Regions from separate parts of the Homo sapiens genome. Here region 2 is linked to region 1. The links are chromatin loops, found by intact Hi-C in ENCODE. Cell type or tissue: HepG2. All regions are shown on one strand.

Evidence for each region. A loop is a pair of places that touch in the nucleus more often than their neighbours do. Peaks named below come from ENCODE experiments on the same cell type or tissue, not always from the same donor. Only the 100,000 strongest peaks of a DNase experiment are listed, where the experiment ranks them.
Region 2: a loop joins it to region 1, with 2.2 times the contacts of the local background. A loop is called at or near these places in 4 of 110 quality-filtered maps.

Annotation. Positions count from the first base shown.
Region 1 is chr9:6,971,138-6,976,137 of GRCh38, reverse strand. All of the region lies in intron 8 of KDM4C (lysine demethylase 4C), which reads right to left. Among named protein-coding and RNA genes, the nearest start is that of KDM4C, 220 kb to the right of the region's middle. In HepG2, no CTCF peak of the experiment used is centred here; a DNase peak (open chromatin) is centred at 2,157.
Region 2 is chr9:6,907,594-6,912,593 of GRCh38, reverse strand. All of the region lies in intron 8 of KDM4C (lysine demethylase 4C), which reads right to left. Among named protein-coding and RNA genes, the nearest start is that of KDM4C, 150 kb to the right of the region's middle. In HepG2, CTCF peaks have their summits at 2,398 and 4,619 (motif pointing left); a DNase peak (open chromatin) is centred at 4,633.

The DNA of each region.
Region 1 (5,000 bases):
TCTCATAATCACATAGATCTGTGCAAGTTCAGATACGTTAGTCTCAAAAACAAAAAACAAAAAAGGTATAATCCCCTAACTGATTTTTTATTTTATTTTTGAGACAAGGTCTCACTTTGTCACCCAGGCTGGAGTACAGTGGCGCAATCTCGGCTCACTGCAACCTCTCCCTCCCTGGTTGAAGCGATTCTCCTGCCTCAGCCTCCCGAGTAGCTGGGATCACAGGCATGTGCCACCACGCTCGGCTAATTTTTGTATTTTTAGTAGAGACGGGGTTTTGCTATGTTAGCCAAGCTGGTCTCAAACTCCTGACCTCGGGTGATCCACCCACCTCGCCCAAAGCGGTGGGATTACAGGTGTGAGCCACCACACAGGCCCTGAATTTCTTATTCTAATTTTAATGAACCATTAGTGAATTATCTCAGATACTTTGCCCCATCTGACCTTCCTACACCACTCTATACTTAACCATGAGCTACACACAGTGTCTGTCTTATAGAGAAGTATATTCTAGGTGCCTAGAGAATAAGAGTCCCTTAAAAATGTTTGTTAAATAACCTTAAAAAAATATATGAAGAAACAGAGACAGGCGCAGAGGACTCACATTAATTAGTCCAAGGTCACATACCTAATAAGTAACAGAGACTTTGCTAGATTCAAATCTAGCACTTCTACACTCTTACCCAATCTACTGTGGAAATTCCAAAACAAAACCACATTTAATACATACAACATGCTTTATCATTTAAATGGCCACATTTTTCCATCTCAATCTTCTTTATCTATGACCCATAACCAAACTGAAATTGTAGCTGCAAATAAATGTCCGGGACTCATTATATTTGCTTTCTATGCATGATATCATGCTGTGTTGATAGAGTTTAACCAGCCTAGCTAACAATTTTCCAAAATAAGTTTCTTTCCCTCCTCCCACTTCTAATAGGTTCAGATTAATTTCTCTGGAATATTTGCAGGCTTCACTGTGCCAGGATATGTCTCCCTTATAAAGTAAGGCAATTATAAAGCAATTTAAGGTATGGGACTAGAAACTCAATCTTTCTGACCCATGAGAGCACTGTTCAAATAGACAAAGAAAAACTATGCAAAAAGAAGGGGAATGGATTCAAATAGTTTGCTCCGGGGTCTCCAAAAGATTCAGTAGAAATTATTTTTAGAATTTCTGCTTCTCAGCACTTACCTGAATATCTGATAGAAAGGTTGTGGAAGTTCAGAGTTAGAGATATTAAACAATCCACTCCTGCTGTGCCATGTAAAACAGCATGAAATTGAACTCTTTAGTATTCGGGGGTAGATAAAGTTGTTTTGTTCTGAATTCATGCACTCCATGTCACAGTTTATATGGATGATAAATCTGAGGAAGATCAGATAAAAATAGGGCTCTGCACACTCTTAGAGATCTAAATTCCTTGTAAACATAAATATTTGTATGAGTCTATATGATCACATATGAAAACAGACAGGCAGGGTGCGGTGGGTCACGCCTGGAATCCCAGCACTTTCAGAGGCCGAAGCGGGCAGAGCACCTGAGGTCAGGAGTTTGAGACCAGCCTGGCCATCATGGTGAAACTCCGTCTCTACTAAAAATACAAAAATTACTCAGGCATGGTGGCACATGCCTGTAATCTCAGCTACTCGGGAAACAGGCAGGAGAACTGCTTGAACCCAAGAGGCGTAGGTTGCAGTGAGCCGCGGTCGCACAACTGCACTCCAGCCTGGACGACAGAGTAAGACTCCGTCTCAAAAGAAAGACAAAAAAGCAGACAGAAATAGCATGGATGCATATTGTTGAATATAACGTTATATATAATCCTTCTCCTAAAATGTTTTTATTAAAATGTTCAGGTATACTGATTTCCTTGTTAGAGAGTCTTTCAGGTATTTCTTTTTCAATGACGAAGTTAACACAATTAGAACGCATCCTGAACCTTAGGAAGTAAGTCATCCACTTGAATCATCATATCCTAATTTATGGATAAGAAACTGAGGCACAAAAATGCTAACTGACTTGTTGGATGTCACAAGGATAGTAACTGGGGGAAAAGGGGGTTTAAGTGATGTGAGATTCAGTATCCTGCCCACCAGCCTCTTTGGGTTTTTCAATTTCGTAACCACTGAGTACACAGGAACATAATGAGTAATTGAAGGGTCTGAATACAGAACTAGCTGTCTCACAGGTTTCACAATGCTGGCCACAGTAAGTACCATCTGAGCGATGTTGAAGACATTTACCTTTTTCTACTTCTGCTGAATATGAGATAAACACAGCATCTCCTGTCCTCCTCCATCTTTTCTGCACAAGTCAAACAGCAGTATGAATGTAGGTAAATATTAATGAGGAAATAATGTTTTAAAAGAAGGGAAGGGATGAGGATTGATTAACAAATCAATAAGGAGAAAAATTTTAAAACTAGCTATGCATGCATAATAAAATTCCCAGAATAGAAGCTCTAAATAGTATATCAAGGGTGCTCTCACTTGAGAGAAACAAAAATAACAATTTTCAAATAAATTCTAGGTTACCATATTTTTAAATGCTATATGTCATACTAATTTTGAGTGTGAGTCTCTGGAAAAAATGAAACCTTGATTTATTTAGCAGCCATGTCGAAAACAATAACCTGCACTCCATGTACTCTGATTACATGTCTCCTGCCACGTGAAAACTCTTTGACATTGTTTCTAAAGTGGGAAAATACCTAAAGAAAGCTAACTAGACCAAGAGAGTAATGCTTTTAGTCTATTTGATTTTCTAATGTTAACAATATGGTCAGGGGCTGGGTGCAGTGGGGCTCACGCCTGTAATCCTAGCACTTTGGAAGGCTGACACAGGAAGATTGCTTGAGGCCAGAAGTTCAAGAGCAGCCTGGGCAACACAGCAAGACCCCATATCTGGGGAGAAAAAAAGCAGCAGCAGAAATTTAACACTAAATAAGAAAATGAAAACAACTCATGTTTTTGAAATAAAAGTTTGACAATTCAATGACAAAACATACTTTTTCAGCCAAACTTCTCCATAAAAACAGTAGTACTATAAGTAAATAATTCACCATCTCAGATTCACTTTACCTAGCAATCCCTGCCTTCCCTCTCAAGTATGAGACTATGTCTGGCCCCACTATTATATTTTCTCTGTTATTAGTTTCATGAAATGATTTAAAGTGGACAAAAGACAGATGTATTAAACTCGAATCAGAAAAAAAGCAAACAGAAGATAGAAAAACACACAATGGATTTCAGTGTTCTTACAATTTCTCTCTAGCCAAATTTAAACATAATCAATCAGGAAGAATATGGGGAAACATTTCTTGAAAGAAGATTCATTATTATTCTAATAAATCAAAATGAGAAGAACTGGATTTAAATCAGTTTAAACCCAACAGGTATCCAACACGCAGAACTAACTCCCATGACTGTTACCATTAGCTGCCTAACATGAAACTCATGAATAGCAAAACAAAGCTGCATTAAACCAGTCTGTGACATGGTAAGAATAAAGCATGGCAACAATTTGGCAACACATACCAGAATGTTTAAAATATTTAACAGTCTTTTAAAATATGAATAACCTATGACCACAACTGGTGGCATTTTCCTAAGCAGATAATTTTGAATTAATACACCAACTTAATTTTAACAACGCACAGCTCATCTGTGTTTACCAAATATCTTAAAATTAGAAAAAAATTTTCTAATACTCCTTTAAAAAATTATGGTATAACCATGTAAACTGATTTTATGGGAGAAAATATAATCATATGGAAATGCATTACCATTAGGTAGAGAAAATAGGTGTGTGTGTGTTTTCTTTTTCTATTTTCACATACACAGATATTTATATACATATGTGTGTATATATATATACACACACACACACACCCCTATTTTCACAAAATAGGAAATGGCTCCCCCCTAAATAGATGGAGTGAGTAAGAGATCAAGGTCTCTCTCTTGATCTCTCACTCTCTTGATCTTTCTATATTTATCTTAAACCAAAGGTGTTTTATTTCGTACCCATTGTTATTTTCCCTTCAAATCACTTGCCACGTGTAATCATATTTTGTGTATTTTTTTAGTTCTCAGTTGTTTTCAACACTAAAACCTACACTCGGTGAAGACAGGCATCAGGTCTGTTTTACCACTGAATATCTGTCATCATTACATAGTATATGCTCCATAAATATTAGTTGAATGATGGCTAGCCCACTAGAGTAATGCCAGCAATGTTAGAAACAAGTCAAAAATGAAAATTAAAATCGAATGTTGACTCACCATATTTGAATTATTCAATAACTTCCCTCATTTCTATTTATGTAAGTTATTTTAAAATTAAATTACCTGATCATTGTGTAGAACCCTTGATTAGATAACCTTAAAGTATTGCATTACTACATGGGGGAAGTCTGCCTTAATTAATATGAAACATGTCATAAATATTAAGGAGCTTTCTTTGCCCAGGAAATGACATTCATCTACAAACTACAATACAGATTTCTAACTATGCATACACTTGTTAAGAAATTGGTTAATTCAAATAAAATGTAGAATCATCATTGATGTAATGAATCATTAACAAGCTCTGGACAAAAGAATTCCTTGACTACCCGAGGGGCACAGACCGCTGATAAAATCTAGAAAGTGATTTGGTACGATCAGGTGTATTTTTACTCTACAGAGATTCATTGATCAGTCCAAATTTTAAAACAGGCTACATAATAAATGCAGTTTTAATGATCTACATTTCCTCATATTCACAGGCACTTTTAATATATTTAAATCCAAACTGGAATAAATCCAAAAAGGAATCATAAATGCAGCTGAAATCAGCCCCATGTTCTGCCAAGCAGTAAAGACCACTTTAAAACAATTCCAACTATCCATCCATATTTCTAGAGCCAAAAAAAAGCTCCACATTTGTATAACTTATATAATAATCACAGCAAAGATTACTCATCTATATGTGTAATAAGAAATCACTACAT
Region 2 (5,000 bases), 64 kb after region 1:
ATGAACAATTTGTACATGGGTTTTCTTTACTTTCAATCTACTCCATTCACATACATTAATGATCATTTCTGTTTTTATCCACTGTGTTTGGCAGAGGCATTTGTATTCATTCATTCTACAATGAATGCCAGGACTATGAGCTTCCTGGAACCCTGCCTCAGAGAACAGCGCCTATGTGAAGCATGTCAAGGAATGCCAGCATGGTGTGTACATCTTCTCCAGCAGTCTTCAGAATAACCCTAGGAGACAGTACTTTATCACACAGGGGAGAGGTTAAGGGTCCTGACTGCAAGAAGTGACAGCAAAGCTGAGCTGCATGGTATCAAGTATTCGTTAGTCTGGGGAGGAGCAGCTCAACTTGCTGCTAAAGGAGAATGCAGAGAAGCATAGAATGGCAGGAAAGGAGGAAGGGGCAGGTGGGCAGGAAATAAGGCTGGCCAGAAACAGCAAGGCACCATGAAGGCCCCTCCCTGGCTCTGCCTGCACCTTGAGAAAACCTCTTTCCTAAGGTCACCTGCCATCTTCCCGTTCTGTGCCAACCTCCTGGGAGAAACCTTCACAGATGGTCTGGCTACCATCTAGTTTTGGCACTGGGTTTCCACCTTCCTCACAAACCTCACAAACTGCCCCAAGTCCTGGGCAAAAGTAGGGGAGCAACCCTGCAGAAGGGCCTCATGACCTAAGAAGCCAGAACCAGGATCCAAAGGACATGGGGTGTTTACCCCCTCAGGCAACAGTGCCCAGTCCCTGCCACCTCCCCGAGCCCCAGCACCAGCCTCCTCCCATGTTCTTATGCAGAGCCAGAAACATTCAGCTGGGTCACACACGTTCACAAACATGTCCTTTGCAATACGTCAACAAAAGCTTCATGACCACAATAATTTAATTAAGTTTTTAGATATAATAACTTATTTTAGAGATCAAGGAGATTAGTCAAATTTCTCCCTTTTGAACTAAATATGAACATTTTATACAAGTGCTAACATTGTTAAACAGGTCTGACTTATCTAGCAGAGGTAGGAAGTGAAATGTATCATGAAGGACAGGCATGAATTTCAACTATTTAACACTATTCATTCTAAAATTCACTAATGTACTAGCTTATTTTCTTAATCGGGATATGTAATTCATCAAAATCATTAACTAGCTTGACAGCCCACAGTCATCATTACAAATATCAGATGCAATTACGCACACTGAAGAATTATTGATATTTATACTCCTGTTTGAAGCTAGAAACAGGTAATTTATCCAAAGCCTCAAATCTAGCAAATTATGGAAACTCTAATCTTTCAGATTCCTCATCGCTGATCATTTTCTACCTTCTTGTCTTTTTACTTCCATATTAAAAGTTGGAGGTTTTTTTCCCTCATCCTCTAAGTGATGGCATAAAAGTTTTTTATTAATAGAGCTATACATAATTTTAAGTAAATTAAGTAATTTAAGCCAGCCCTTTTAAAAAAATAATCTGTTATTTTTTTCACTGCACATGTGATAACTGGTTGCTATAGAAATATTTTAAAATAAAGATAAGCAAATTAAAACCCTGCAAAGATGACGCTAAAATTTAATAAACATCTTTCTATAATTTGTAATACAAGTAAGCATTCAAACTAAGAAAAGATCCTATTCTATAACCTTTCTTTAATCCATGACCGTGTATTACAAACATCTATCTACACATATCAATAAACGTACCTCCACATCATTTTTAATGCTAATTAGCATATCATGACTGGATGTACCATCATCTATTCAACTATCCCGCAGCGTTCAACATTTACTTGCTATCAATTTTTTCAGTTTCACAATCAACACTGTGAAGACTATCCAAATAAATACATTCTTGGGCAACTACTGATTATTTCCATAGGACAAATTCCCAGGTGTGGATGCAGGGTCACAGGGCACACATTTCTAAGGCTGGTGCCTTGGCATGCTCTGGGGTGTACTAATTTGCATAGTTTAAAACTGCACTGAGTATTTCCATTTGTCTTCTGCACCAATCTGAGAGGTGAGAAATGGCACTAACCTCTTTGCATTTCTATGACTACTAATGAGATTATATTTACGTTTTGTAGTTATTTGCTGACTATATTTCTGCTTTAGTGAACTGCCTGTCTTTTGCCCAGTTTTTCTAATTTTGGTGTGGAGGGACCCACAATTGTGCCTCTCAGTGCTTTAATTTTCTCTAATAAGATGGGGGTAATAACATTATCTATTCTATAGGACAGTTGTAAAAATTAAACAAGTTAATGTAAGTTCAGCCTTATGCCTGACACAAAGTAAGGACTCAATGAAGTTTAGCCATTTAAAGATTAATGAATTACAAATGGGAATTTCTTTATATATTAATGTAGTGCTGCTTCTCAAACTTGCCCAAAAACGACCCCTAATGGCAAAAAAGAGTAACTCATAACCTCATGGCATCTGAAGGTAAAAACCATGCAGCATACCAGATGTATCAAATTTCCTTAAAACATGGTTTTATTTTAAAATATTCAAGTACATTTTATATTCAGCTTCAAAATATTTCAATTTTACCATATTTTCCTTCTCACGAACTTGCTATTAAGTGACATCCAGGGATTACTTGGACATGCACCTTATTAAGGATATTAACCCACTACCTATCATATACTTTTCTATTCAGCTTGCAATTTTCAAAGATATACGTGAAATCTTCTTTCATGGTGTCCACCAATGATGTGCCGCTTCAAAAGTCTTGCTCCACTCAAGGATCAAATAAATACTCCCCTATATTTTCTTCTAATATATTTAACATTAAATATTTTTTTAAGAATTTTTTAGCGGGACAGAAATCCAAATTTGTTTTTCCTCACCCTCTTTTGCTGTCAAATATACTCTAAAATACTAAAGACTTCAAAATAAGTGTATATATTTACTTGTTTCATTAAATGTTTTTACAAAGTCTGCCATGTTAAAAATACGAGTGAAAGCTTATTTTTATTTTTTTTTTACATAAATACAAACTGGAGAGTATTCTATAATTTTGGACACAGCATTTAATACAAGAAATCTTTGAAACATCAGACAGTGGCAAAGACCCACCTACCCTTCTGGTGATTTTTCATGGGCCCTGCTGAATAGCTTGAGTTCACAAAATCAAATTCCTATCCCAATATGCACAATGCCACTGGATGTGCTAGATCAGATGGTCATCACACACCCAGATTAATGATCTACAGCACTACAGAAAGGTGTTACACTTGAGAGCCTTTTGGGTCCAGTAAGAGGGGCAAGTGCAGCACTTTGCAGCTCTCTGTCCCACCTCCATTGCCTAACTACATCTGTTCTCTTGGCCACATCGTGAACTCCAGGACATGCTTCCACTAGCACAGAGCTACAGCTGGACAAGAAGCAGACCCCTCTCTCTGCCTATCCATATGTAGCTGATTATAGAATTACATTCTTTACTTTCTAATACTCTCATGTAGGTTTTAGCATTTTCAGTATGTTTCACATATTTGTTTTATTTTCAAAAGAAAGAAATCAATTTTTTAAAAAGTTCCTGGGGCAGATCTGGTAAACAAAAATGGGAGAATGCACTCATGGTAACTGTCACAGGACAATAAGAGACAAAGGGAGTCCAAATTGCTTTTAAGAGGTTAATAAATATCAATACCTCGTAGAAAGAAAAATGTTTATTACATGCCATGTGTCAGTCACTACTCCAGGAGTTTACTCTCATTATTTGATTTAATCATTACAACTAACCTATCATTATTGTTCCAATTTGGTATTATTATCCCAATTTATAGATGAATTGCCCAAGATGATATTACCTGTAAATGACAATGCTAGGATTCAAACCCAGGCAGACTAAATGTCCTCTCTTTACCACTAAAATCTACTTAATGTCCCCAATTAAGCTAGGTACCTCCCCACCCCCCACCTCAGAAACTTAGCAAAAAGAGGCCTCTTTGCTAAGTCAGTGCTACAAAGACTACATCCTCCCCCCAAGAAGATCTTGTCACACCTGGTCCCACAGGGATGTGTTCTGCCCTGATTCTCCGTGGCTAAATGGAGCATGTTGGGCCAGGTGGGGTCCTTCCGTGGACGCCCGTTCCCACCTGTGCCCCACTCAAGCCTCATTCTCTCAGTGAAAGAATGAGTGGTGGGGGACCTGCACACACTGCTACTTGTCAGCTTGTAAGGCCCTCCCAATACATTCTATTTCATTTTTGTACTGTGTGTGCCTGTCTGTACCCACTTCGCACAGCAGCTACACTAAGTAACATGTAGAGATTAAACACATTAACAGTTTGCAATAGATTTGGAAGAAAATTATAACCTCATTTCACAAAAGACAGCACTTCAACTTGATGGTATTTTAGGTTAAATGCACAAACTTCCTACACATAAAATGGGCACTTCATTTAAGAAACAACTAATGTAAAGGGAATATAAACAATAGTATAAATAGCCCTTACTACATTAAGTTACATCCATTTTTATCATCTTCTCTTCAATATAAAACATACCGATTACAAATGTGTAACCAATAAATATCTTCTAAGACTCTAGGTCAAGGTTATAAGGAAAATCCATTCCTTACAAAGGACTTTGCAGGAAAAAAAATGTATGAAGCGACACTGTCCTCTGCTGGTGAATTTTCCACACTGTCTATGAATCTTTGAGTAGAAAATTTAATATGTTAATATTTAAGTACCATAGTCCATGATACAATTTACAGTCTAATAGTGACTTTTAATTGTATGAAAATGTTAAACAAATACATAGCCAAAGCCAATACAAAATTTCAGGCTGTTTTTACAACAAGGAATAAAGAACGCCATTTTATCTGAATATAGTTTCAACACAGAATTCCACTTTACTTCTTTCAACAGCATTTTGAGTTAGTAATTGTATTAGTGCTGTTTACTTCCATTTTAGAATCAACGTGAAATGTCCCTTAATTAGATATCAATTATTAATTATAGAGTAATGCTTTAAATGCTGAAAAAGTCCTATGAGTA